Linked DNA regions of Homo sapiens: region 2 is linked to region 1. Evidence: chromatin contacts called from ENCODE Hi-C data. All regions are on one chromosome and are shown on one strand. Each heading gives the region's core, a stretch centred on a gene start or an enhancer-like site at or near the end of the contact. The rest is flanking DNA. Distances are from core to core; before and after follow the strand shown.

Evidence for each region. Hi-C counts contacts between places; a loop is a spot of excess contacts on that map. Pooled maps may share reads with other maps.
Region 2: a loop to region 1 is called in a map of B cell, with 39 times the contacts of the local background. The contact joins the promoter of BTBD9 here to the promoter of SCUBE3-AS1 in region 1. A Hi-C loop is called at or near these places in 2 of 168 maps with a recorded cell type or tissue (B cell and CD8-positive, alpha-beta T cell) and 4 of 50 pooled maps.

Annotation. Positions count from the first base shown.
Region 1 is chr6:35,255,046-35,261,494 of GRCh38, reverse strand. SCUBE3-AS1 (SCUBE3 antisense RNA 1) reads left to right here and starts at 2,040. Exons shown (of 4, transcript XR_001744102.2): 1 at 2,040-2,205. It overlaps ZNF76 (zinc finger protein 76), which reads right to left and starts at 1,760. Exons shown (of 14, transcript NM_003427.5): 1 at 1,654-1,760. RefSeq lists silencers at 1,328-1,647, 1,658-1,777.
Region 2 is chr6:38,636,168-38,642,241 of GRCh38, reverse strand. It overlaps BTBD9 (BTB domain containing 9), which reads left to right and starts at 2,313. Exons shown (of 11, transcript NM_001099272.2): 1 at 2,313-2,442. LOC105375044 (a long non-coding RNA gene) reads right to left here and starts at 1,847. Exons shown (of 3, transcript XR_926767.4): 1 at 1,758-1,847. RefSeq lists enhancers at 1,971-2,050, 1,851-2,351 and a silencer at 2,451-2,650.

The DNA.
Region 1 (6,449 bases), core at 791-3,290:
AATGGTGGATATAATAATAATTAACTCTTGGGGCTGTTGAGACGTAAATTTAACTTATATATCCAGAGCTTGGCACACAGTAGGTATTCAGCAAGCCAATCGTTATTGAGGCAAAATCAGGGTAAGAACCAGAGAAGTGAGGCTACAGCAGAGATGAGAAGATAGGGATTCCAAGATGTCAGTAGTAGCAACATAATGCAAGGTATGGGCCACATGTTCAGTCTGTTAAATCCCTAGCACTCAGGACAGAGTAAGATCCATAGCAGCTTCTCATTTCTAACAACAGCTTATGCTAAGGGTTCCCATGAGCCAGGCATGGTGCCCGGTGCTTTACATATGTTATGTCAGGCACTACTATTTTCTCCCTTCGCAGAGGTGGAGACTGAAGTTAAGACAGGCTAAATAATATACCAAAAGTCCCATAGCTGAAGGGCCAGAATCAGTCTGGAACCTAGGTTTGTTATGAACTCAATGCCCCCAAATGAAGCACTCTGCTATACTGCTTTGCAAACATGTTAACTGATGGGGCCTGATCAAGGGAAATGGGTATGCACTATGAAGAGTGAAGAGGGTGATCCGGGAATGAGGGAGTAAGGTTCATGATGCAAGCAGATCCTGGGATGAGGTTACAAGAGGAAATTTCCAGGGTGGGGTACAAAAATGATTGCAAAAAATTATTATCTTGACTGAGAACTGCATAATTTCACAATTTCACAGACGGAAGGAAACTCAAAGATCATCTAACCCAACCTCATCACAGTCATGATGAGAAACTGAGGTCCAGACTGAGGAGGGGACTTCTCACAGGTCCCTAAAGCACAGCAGTGACAGAGCTGGGACCACACACTGGATTGACTGGATTCTGGATTGATCCAGAATTCTCTGATGCCTCCAATTATTACTACTTCATATTAATCTCTATATCCTCCTTAGCACCAGAAAGGTGCTGGACGCTTGTAAGTCATGTGCTGATTGACACTGAAGGGCTGGGATCGCAGAGAGAGATGCCAGTGGGGGTGATTTTAGGATAAAGGCAGACGTGGAACGAGGGTCATACGGCTACAGGATAAAGATACTGAGGGTTGTGTACAAGGTGAGTGCGTGGAAAACTATTGGAGTAGGGCTTAGGAGTCGCCAGCAGAGTTTTGAGGGGAGTCACCGAGTTTGTGGGGAACACAAGGTAGAATCGGGGGGGTTACTGGGCCAGGAGGGTTACCCAGGTTTGGGGGTCACTAAGGAGGAGTGTGGGGATCTCAGGGTCATGTGAGTCACCGGATTAAAACTGAGGGAGTCACTGGTTGGTGGGTCTCTGAGAAGTGCTGGGGAAATTCCTGGGTTAGCAGCCAATGAATAATAACCAACGGTTACCTGGTGAGGTCTTGGGGTCAGTGGGTGGGGTGTGGGGTCACAAGGGTGGAGGCGGGCGCCGTCACGGGGTGAGGTTTGGGAGTCACGGGGGAGGAGCCGCAAGGCGGAAAAGAGGGGCAGGGACCCTGGGTGGGGGAGGGGGCCCGGCCGCGGTCCAGCGGCCAGGCCGCCCTGCTAGGGCCGGAGGGAGGTGGGCACGCCGGGCTCGGGACCTTCCCGGGGTCCTGCGCCCGCCCGGCCTCCCGCCCTGGGCATGGTTGGCCCACTCCTCCCGCAGCCACCAACCTGACAGCCCCCGAGGGCGACTCCGCCGACAGACCGCCATGCACCGGGCCCCGCCACCAGCGCCGGCCCCACAACCCGCCTGCGCCATAGCCCGCCCGCCCGCGCGCAGCTTGCCTCGCGCGATATCCAGGTTCCAGGGCCGCCGCACTTTCCTTTCCTCTTGGCGCGCCTCTACCGGGCCCCGGAACCCGTATAGAAAATACCGGGCACGGTCCACCCCGCCCCCCGCTTCGCCGCGGCAGCCATCCAACTTATCCTGGTTCCGGGGCTCCTGGAGCCCAGGCGGCCGGGATCTGAACCGAGCTCTTCGGAGCCCCGCCCCCACCAAGGCCGGGGTGACGCATGGCCAGCGAGGCTGAGCGCCCAGGGAAGGCGTGCTGACGTCACGACGCCCGGGTCAGGGCCTGGGCGCGGCTCGGAGCCGGGTCGTCGCTATAGCAATCGGGAACCGCTACCTGTCCATTCCAAGGATTCGGTCCAGCAGAAGCGTGAGGAGGTGGCGGAGGCCCCGAGGGCTTTGCGTCATCACTTCTGCGGCCTGCGGGCGAGAAGGTGCGCTTCGGGAGTAGCGCGGGAGGACAGGAGGCGCAGGTTGTGAGGGACGCAGGCCCTGGGGCTTCGGTCTCTGTCCTCCGAGCTCAGAGCCTCCAGGCTTCTTCCCGGCCGCGCGCTCAGCACTCACTGTCTTACGGTCCCGAAGCGCTTTAAGGTGCGCAGTCCGCAGGCCTTGCCTACTGATCTTCCAGCCACCCCTTGAAGGAAGCAGTTGCAGGTATTAAGAGCTCCTTATTGAAAAGGACGATGTAGAGGGGCGGTGAGGGACTCGCCTCCGCAGGGAGGGCGCCCTGGCGGTCTTCTCAGGTTCTCTCTCATTCCCGCGTCAGCTCCACCGTCAGGCTCGAAACCGACTACTCCCTTTTGTAGGCTTGCTTTGGGTTGAACATAAAAACCAAGCCCCTTTACTATTTCCCTGCTGGGAGGGGCTGCGATTGGGAAATTTTCAGAAACCTGAGGGAAAATTAAAAGGGAGCGAGCTTTCGGTAAAAAATCAAATTAAAAAGGAGGGGCGTTAGAGAAGGAACTGGTAAAGATTGCCTTTTAGGAGAGGAACTGGGTGGCTGGAAGAATGAGGTGAGAAACTTTCCCCTCTCTATCCTTTCAGACTTTAACTGGTTTCTTTTGTATCTTCCCCGCCCCGAAAACAATTTAACTTAATAAGAATAATTTTTAAAGGACGTAAACTAGACACAGTTACAAAGTACGGGGTTTGGGGCTTGTGGTAGCTAAAGGTGTCTTTGGGGATGCGGGCATCCTTTTCCTCTCCTGCCTGAAGAGCTTAACTAGAAAGCCCCCCTTTCGGTCTTAGACATCCCCTCTTCCTGACTTGTTCTGGCTGGGACCAGAGTTCAGTTTAGGTAGGCCAGTGAGTGACATTTGATGGTTAGAATTCCTACGGTTAGAATTAATCCCTTCTGTATCTCCTAGTATGGAAATAAACTGCCTGGCCACTATGCTGCCCTCTTTCCATTCCTTTTTGGTGGAAGTTTGACAAGTTATTTCCCATAGAAAATAACTTATAGGCCGGGCGCCGTGGCTTAAACGCCTGTAATCCCAGCACTTTGGGAGGCTGAGGCGGGCGGATCACGAGGTCAGGAGTTCGAGACCAGCCTGGTCAACATAGTGAAACCCCCCCTCTCTACTAAAAATACAAAAAAATTAGCTGGGCGTGGTGGCGGGCGCCTGTAATCCCAGCTACTCCGGAGGTTGAGGCAGGAGAATTGCTTGAACCCGGGAGGCGGAGGTTGCAGTGAGCCAAGATCGCACCATTGCAGTCCAGCGCGGGCAACAGTGTGACTCCGTCTCAAAAAAAGAAAAAAAAAAAGAAAAAGAAAAAGTACCTTATAGATACAGAGAGAAGATTAAGTAGCTCCTCTTATAATATGAATTGAGGGTTAGAAATACCGCAGGGAATAGAACTCAGGCTGTACCTGAGTTTGTCCCTCTCCAACCACCCTTTTTCCATAGCTCTCTCTGTATATATATATCTGTCTTTTCTCACATTCCTTACGGATCGTAATCTGATGGCCAGTCACCTCTGCAATTATACATTTAACAAGAGCTCTGGGAAACAGTGTCTGAATCTGAAGTAATGATCCTAATGGAAGGTAATTTCAGGTTCTCAGGAGAATTGGTGAGGATATTTTGGAGGGCAGTATTGAAGACCATTGCTAGCAGTTTCTCTCCTATCCCTTCCACTCAACATATAGGCTGGTGATCTTCAGACATTTTTTAGAATGAACCCATAAAAGAATTTTGAAGAGCTATGTACCTCTTGTTCATTTTTAAGTTGATACCTAAATTTTCCTTCATTAATTTAAATACTTATAGAGGATACAATTTCAAATTTTGACATCTTAAACTAAGACTTACATCATTCTTTTTTTCTGAGACGGAGTCTCGCTCTGTCAACCAGGCTGGAGTGCTGCAGTGGCGAAATCTCAGCTCACTGCAACTTCCCCTTCCAGGTTCAAGCAATTCTCCTGCCTCAGCCTCCCGAGTAGCTGGGACTACAGGTATGCGCCACCATGCCTGGCTAATTTTTAGTAGAAACGGGGTTTCATGGTGTTAGCCAGGATGGTCTCGATCTCCTGACCTCGTGATCCGCCCGCCTTGGCCTCCCAAAGTGCTGAGATTACAGGCATGAGCCACCACACTTGGTCTACATCATTCTTAATGTATCTGGCAGGGCAGGCACAGTGGCTCATGCTTGTAATCCCAGCACTTTGGGAGGCTGAGACAGGCGGATCCCGAGGCCAGGAGTTCGAGACCAGCCTGGCCAAGATGGTGAAACCCTGTCTCTACTAAAAATACAAAAATTAGCCGGGCATGGTGGTGCGTACCTGTAGTCCTAGCTACTCGGGAGGCTGAGGCAGGAGAATCACTTGAACTCGGGAGGCGGAGGTTGCAGTGAGCTGAGATCGTGCCACTGCACTCTAGCCTGGGCTACAGAGTGAGACTGTCTCACATTAAAAAAAAGTATCCGGTGGATTCCAAGTACCCTAAAAATCTAATGCCTACCATCATCCACTTAAAAATATATGAACAAGCTCTTCAACAGAAATTTTATATGGTTCTCTTTCTCCTTATACTTTGAATTCCATTCACTTCCTGTAATCATTAGTATATAACTTACTAAACTTTTTTTTTTTACTAAATATTACTAAATACTAAATTTTCCTAAATATTTTTAACATTTTTATGACTTGTGAAACCTAAAAAGTACAATTTTTATTGAAAATGCATCTGTTAATGAGAAATATGGTGTTTCTCCCCAATTAGTTCAGGTATTCATGGATTAATATTACCTAATGGTAGAAGGAGATAAGGTGCAACATCAATCCTTTACCTGTTTTTTATTTTTATAGACATGAGTATTGAGAAACCTTGTTTCCACAATTGGGAAAGGAAGAGATTTGTTACAATGATATTCTTTGAGTCTTTGAACTTCTAAATTATATGCCAACAATCACAGAGTGATCTATTAATACTATCAAATAGAGTCTTCTTTTAATTTTGTTAAAAGCAAAGGATTAGAAACCACTGAACTTCCAAAAGGATTTAGTTATTAGAGTCTCAGTTTTGGTTTTATTAAACATGATTATTAATTATCTGTGACCTTTACACTCAGAGACACTTTGTTAATCAGATATTGATTTCCATACTTCTTTGCCTACACAATATTTTTTGGTAAAATTCTTTAATTATTACATGTCTTCAAGAACTTTTTGTTAAACTGAAATGCAGATTCAGCTCATTCACTGTATAGAAAACAACTGCCATTTGTGGAATTGGCAAAGCCAGTTTTCATTTCAAACCAATCAGCCAAATCAGACCTACTTTCTGTTAGAAACATGTCTGACTTTATTCTTCCATTCAAATAAATATGTTAACATTCATTTTGAGGAATATTATAAAAATTATTAGGAAATAAATGATTAACTATAGCTTATAAAATGGACCACTGATAAACCAGTCAAGATTAAAATTATTTAGACCTACTATTAACATAATAAATGGTAAAAATAAGATAGTACTGTTTTTCATTATATAATTAGGAATAATGCTGTATAATGTATAGTTAAATCCATCAGTTTTGAGAAGTCATATAGAAGGCATATATTCCCTTGGTAAATGTGTGTGCCTGCTTTCATCAAACTCTTGTTGTTCAGCTTTTGGGAACAATTAAATGAGAATCATGTCTAAAAATCAGAAATAACTAATAATCTTGTTACACAAATTTTTTTCTTCTGTATTTTTTAGAAAGGAAAGCTGTATTTGCTAAGAAATAATGAATTGAGCAGCTAGCAATTTCACTTTTTACTAGGAGGTAGAAAATAATAAACATTTTATATAAGATAAAATAGGAAGACTGATTGCAATGGGAATATTTTGATATGAAGTGGAAAATAATTGCTCCCTCCAAGCTCCTCAGGTTTTTACACCCTGGACCATGCATCAAGATTCAGTGTAGGGGAGAGACATTCCTTTCTTTTGTAAAGTAGGACAAGGACTATGGTGAAAGTGGGGGCAGTGGTAGAGTGGAGAATGTGCATGAATATGTCAGCTGGCTCCCAAATGGATTGGTTTTTAGAATTTTTTTTTTTTTTTTTTTTTGAGACGGAGCCTCGCTCTGTCACCCAGGCTGGAGTGCAATGGCATGATCTCAGCTCACTGTAACCTCTGCCTCCCGGGTTCAAGCGATTCTCCTGCCTCAGCCTCCTGAGTAGCTGGGATTA
Region 2 (6,074 bases), core at 1,064-3,563, 3.4 Mb before region 1:
CAGGTAATGGAGAAAGCTGCAGGAAACCAACTATTATCTTTATTACTGACTGTATCAGTTTCCTATTGCTGTTGTAACAAGTTAGCACAAACTTGGTACCTTAAAACATACAAGTTTCTTATCTCGCAGTTCTAGAAGTCAGAAGTCCTAAAATCAAGGTGTTGGCAGGGCTGTGTTCTTAGGGTGCTAGAGAAGAATCCATTTCCTTGCCTTCTCCCGCATCTACAATTTGCTTGCGTTTCTTGGGTCCATCTTCAAAGCCAACAGTATAGCATCTTCAAATCTCTGTCTGACCTCTGCTTCCATCATCACATCTCCTTCTCTGACTCTGACCCTCCTGCCTCCAGCCCAGTCAGACAATCCAGGATAATCTCCCTAGATACATCATTTAATCATATCTGCAAAGTCCCTTTTGCCACATAATATAACATATTCATGGGTTCTGAGTATTAGGGTGTGGTCATCCTTTTTTTTTTGGTTGGGGGGGATCATTATTCTGTGTAACACAGCTGACAAAGCTGGTATTAAATATTATCTGTGGACAGACAGCTTCCTAATGCCAAACTCTGGAATTAAATACATATACTCTCTTTGTAGCCCTGGACTAGGCACCCTTGTCCCTACCCACAGGCCCTGCTCCAGAAGAAACGGAAAAGAACACCAGGACAGTTCCCTGAAGATAGTTATCTTTTAAGAGAAAAAGAATGGGATAGATGCCACATGTCCAGTTTCTCCCATTTAAGTTCACCAATCAGGAAGTCACTCCTCTAGGCAAGAGTGAGTTGCAGACAGGTATAAGAGAAACCAGGAGAGTATTACACTAATGGATATCATTCCATATGGAAGAAAGACATTGTGAATGGAGAGTAAATGTTTCCCTAACAAACATATCCATATTTGAACTCATCATCATACTCCACATATCTGGTCATCCTCCTAAGAAATGTCACCATCACTATCTATAATAGTAACTTAGACACTTGTGGATAATCAAGACTCATGTAGCTTGCCATCTTGCTAAATGTTACCACTGTCTACCTCAGCACTCATGCTAGAAACCTGGCCTACTCATTTATCCGCACTCAGTGCTGTGAATTCTACCACCTTAATGGCGCTAACATCTATCCCCTCCTCTATTCCCACTGCCAATGCCTTGTTTAATGTTCTTATCACTTGTCTGGAGTACTGCAATGGCCTAAAAATGGGTCTCCCTGCCCCAAGCCTTGCTTTTCCTGACCATTTTCACTTTCTACTTTTACTCATGAAGCTTCCTTTGCCCGGAATTAAGTCCTTCCCAATTTGTCTCCTCCAACAACTGCAAGGGCGGTCCCCTAGCTTGCTCCAGCGTCGGGGATAACTGACTTTCCTACACCAGCTACAGTCAGACCTGCACCCGGATTTCTAGGACTCTTATCTATGTAGATAGATAAATACATTTTTTTGAGACAGTGTCTTGCTCTCACTGCAGAGGCTGGAGTGCAGCGGCGCGATCACGGTTCACTGCAATCTTGAACTCCCCAGGTTCAAGCGATCCTCCCACCTCAGCCCCCCGAGCATTTGTGACTACAGGCGCGCGCCAACATGCCCATTTAGTTTTTGTCTTTTTTGTAGAGACGGGGTTTCACTATGTTACCCAGGCTGGTGTCGAACTCCTGAGCTCAAGCGATCCGCCCACCTCGGCCTCCCAAAGTGCTGGGATTACAGGCTTGAGCCACCAAGTCAAATGGGCTTTATACTTACAAAGTACCTTTGCATACCTTATTTCATTTTCACCTCACAATTCTCCAGCGTAGGCTGGACCGGTATTATTATGCCCATTTACTGAGAGAGGAAACTGAGAGTCAAGGCTGGGCCAGTCACACCCTGCTGCGAAATTAACGAGCATCACTTAGCAGCCTCGACATTAACCGCGCTCGCGCTCTCATCCCTTTCTGGTCCTACTCCTTGGAGAACCTTCCTGCACCTCCAAGAACTTGCCGATCGGGTCTGCGGCGGTCTGGACGAGGTCACTCCACAGGCGCCCAGGACCTTCTCATCCGTAGTGACGTGCGCCGGTGACGCCATACAGTGACGTGTGGTGACTCGACTTACCCGGAGCCAGGTGCCGGCAGGGCAGCCACACCCTGGGGCCCCCTGTTCTGGAGGGGCAGAGGGTCGGGCCGATGCGAAAAAGCCGCGGAAGCTGCCTTAGGCGACTTTCTGGGCCTGCATCGCCGGACCCAGCAGCCCGCTGTCGATCGGTTGCTAAGTGACGCCAGCGCGCAGTGGCGCGTGCGCGGCCACGGCGGAGTGCGTGAAAGCGGACGCGCGCCGCAGCAGCCGGGGCGGCGGCGAGGACGGCGGCCACGGAAGCGGCCAAGGGGGCGGTGGCGCAGAGAGGGGTGCGGAGCGGGCGGAAGAGGCGTCTGTGTCGCAGCTTGGTCTCAGAGGAGCATCGCTGGGGTGAGTAGCCGGGTCCTTGCAGGGGAGGTGGGGCCTGGCCGCACCTGCGGCGCGGGGACGCGCGCCCCCGCCGTATCCGCGCGCACCGCCCCCCGCCCCTCCGCCGCTTTTTCCGGGGGCGGGGGAGGAGCTGGGACGGGGCCTGACGAGGGTCATTTCTTGGGCCCGGGTGCTCTGGGAGAGCGGTAGCCGTCCCGTTCGCAGTCCACGAAGGTGTAGTGGGAAGTAGACGTTTCGGGGATTCGGGGTGGCTCTACCAGCCTCCCAAAGAGAGGAGTTCGAATCAGGGGCAGCCCAGGTTCCCTAGCAGTCTCGTATCCTGTCTGAGACGACGTTGCCTGGGACTGAGGAGGCGAAACCCGGGACCCCGGGGTGGGGGTTTGGAAAGTTTGGGACTGCTGGGGCCCTCATCTCCCCTGCCCTGGCCAGCCTCTGAGTAGGAGCTGGTTGTTATGGAGAGAGTTGTGAATCAGTGCCTGCGTGCGGCATCAGACACACCCACGACCTTGGGAGGGCGACCTGTCAGTATAGATCCGGGGCAGCCAACCTGTTGCCTAGAGTTTCTAACTTCACATGTATGTGCATGTGTTTCCTTGGCGTTTTAGTACATTGTTGTTACAGATTTTGAGACCAAGGTGCTGATAGGCATCCTCATTTCTTACTTCCTCATAGACTTAGTTATCTTGCTATATTTCCCAGAACCGTGTTGTGCTTTTGTCATTAGTAGATCCAAGGAAGTATGGAAGCATGTTTTGTTTGTTTTTCCTAAAGGCAGTACAGGCTGCTATTTTCTGGGCAGAAAATACGGATTCTGTTCACTGTGTGGGCGGAAAGTGTTGATGATGGGAGAACCCAGCATGTAAAGGTGTAGCTCATCCTCAGCCCTGTGCTGTCTTCTCAGTGCTCTGGACTCTATCATGGGTAGATGTATAGGGGTTGTGGTTACCATACTTGGGAGCGAGGAATATTGGAGACAGGGAAGAAGCCAGTCTTTTCTTTCTGTTGATTAAGGCAATTTGTAGAACCAGTGAAAAGATAGGCTGTACTGAAATCTAATGTTTTGTGTAAGAGGATAGAGGAAAATAAGTTCAAGGTTCTCATTTAGGTCTAAAATTCTATGATTCTGTTTCATAACTGAGAATCTGTAAAGTATGTTACCTCTTGGAACCAGTAATAACCTTGCTTTGTAACACTTATTAGATTACTCGGAATTCAAAGTGTCTTCCTCCCTCCACTGTAATAGCTTTTAGGACAGGAGTCATCTGTGTTTTCCTCCTTGCCCTATGTCTAACACATAGGAAAAATGTGCTTGCCACAGAGTAGGCATGCAATGGATATTTGTTATATAGCACACTATGCTCAAGTGGTGTATCTATGTATAGAAAGCATTGAGTTCAGTCCATCAAGTACTTAATACATGTGCCTCCCTCTGCCCAGTATCATGATAGGTGTGGGAGGAGGATTATGGAGTGAAAAATGACATAGAAGACCTGTCTTTTTTTTCCCTTTGAGAGCAGTAGTCTAGCTAGGAGATGTATAAAATAATTATAAAACCAAGTTAAGTAGCAGGTAACCAGTGCTGTTTGAGGACTATAAATGTGGTAGAAAATCAGAAAAGATAGGATGTGTAGGCTGAGTTAGGGAACTCTTTGAAAGAGGCAAGATTTGACTTGGTCTCTGAAAGAAGTTAAAATTTGTTAGGAAATAAACCAGGAGCTGAGAAAATAATAATGTGAATTTGGTTGTTGGAGGATATACCAAGACGACTTTTATGTCTGGTAACTGGAGCGGAACGTCTCTTATAGGGGAATACTGGAGAGAGATGGCTTAGCAGGTTGGGAAGGCAAAGTGTTAAGGATTAAGGCGGGCTTATCAGCATCCCACTGTTAACAAGATACAGCCTTCTTGTAAGGTGGGATAGAGGTTGTATTAATCAGAGTACAGTCTTTGACAAGAATAAGTGTTATCCTTACTTGAAAGTAAAGGATATTACGCTTGAACCAATATCAGGTTGTTAATATACTTTTGATTTCAATTACTAATTGGAATCGATGCCTCACTAATGTGCATGTATTTTAGGTAGTCAGTGGTGCATGTCTCATTATCTAAAATCTACCTGATGTACTTGGGCCATTGTATTGGAAATTTACTGAAATGATGTACCAATAGTCATCCAGTCACACTCAGTGACATAGTTTTGCTTGGGATTATCTCTCTGAGGTTTGTCTTTACTGCTGATCCTGTAAAATATACAAATGTTAGTTGGGAAAGGAGTCTTTCTGATGAACGATGCTTAAAAATACTGACCAAAGAGATTTCAGAATAATTAAAGACCCTGCTGCTGAATATTGAACCCTTGGTCTTTATTTATAACATCTTCTGTTATGTGAAAATTCTTTTGAGTGGTATGTAAACCTGAAGTTGAATTGCTAACCAAGATGTGTAAAGTTACAACTGCAAATGTTGCATTATTTAACAACTCAGCAGATACTTACTGGGTGCTGGCTATGGCGAGACACTTCGTTGGGTGCTGGGAAGACAAAGAAGTTAAGACACAGTATATGCTCAGCATACTAAGTGTTCATCAGAAGAGATAAACCACTAACCATTATGTGCTGTGACAAATTAATCACTTTTGGAATGAATAATGTGCTGGGGGAGTAGAGTGCTTTGGCTGGAGAAAAAACTGATAGGGAACATGTTGAGAAGAAGGGGATGGAGCTTAGCTCTGAGGGTTAAATAAAATTTCGCCACATGTAGAGGTGGAAGAGAGCATTCCAGGGGCCAGCATAAGCAAAGTTGCTGAATATTAAAATTAAATAGCGCTTTTGGAAATATCTTGAGTTGTTTCTTGTGGGCAAGAGAGGGGAGAGGGCTGAACTCATCTCAAGAACCCATTCCTGAGATAATGAACCCATTCCTGCTATAATGGCATTCATCCATTCATGAGGGCCTAATCACTTCTTATTGCATGGGGGAAGTGATGAGGCAGGAAGCTGTTTTTGGAGCCAAATTATGAGGGGGTCTTCCACTTCATCCTAAAAAGTCTAGACTCCTCCCATCCATTGGCAGTGGAGAGCCATAGAAGGTAGAATAATCAGAAAGTTGACAGTTCGTGTGCAGATTGCATTAGAGTAGAGAGGCAGGGAGACTAGAGTGTAGGTGAGAAATGTTGGACAATGGGAATGGATAGATTTTGGAGACATTTTTAGATGTTAAAATCTCTACATTTATGACCAGCTAGAGGTAAGGGAGAGTGAGAAGTCAAAGATAATATGTCTAGTTTGAGCAACTGTTTGCTTATGATGACATTAAGTTAGAAATCACAGGAAGAGGAACAGGTTTGAAGTGGAGAGAAGAAATAATGGCAGTGTTAATTCTGAGGTTTCTGTGGGGAGTTTAAAAAGAGAGATCCACTAAGTAACTGGAAATGCTACTTCAGAGTTTATGAGATGGTTAGGGACAATTGTAATATAGATGTCCGCTGAGGCTGTGGGAGTAGCAACCTTCTAGGAGGCATGTTAGTATAGTAGTTAACTTAGTGGACTTTGGAGTTAGGAAGATGGCAGGTCAAATCTCTGTTATGCTGTTTATTGGTTGGCTGACCTTTGGCAAGTTATTTAACTTCTCTA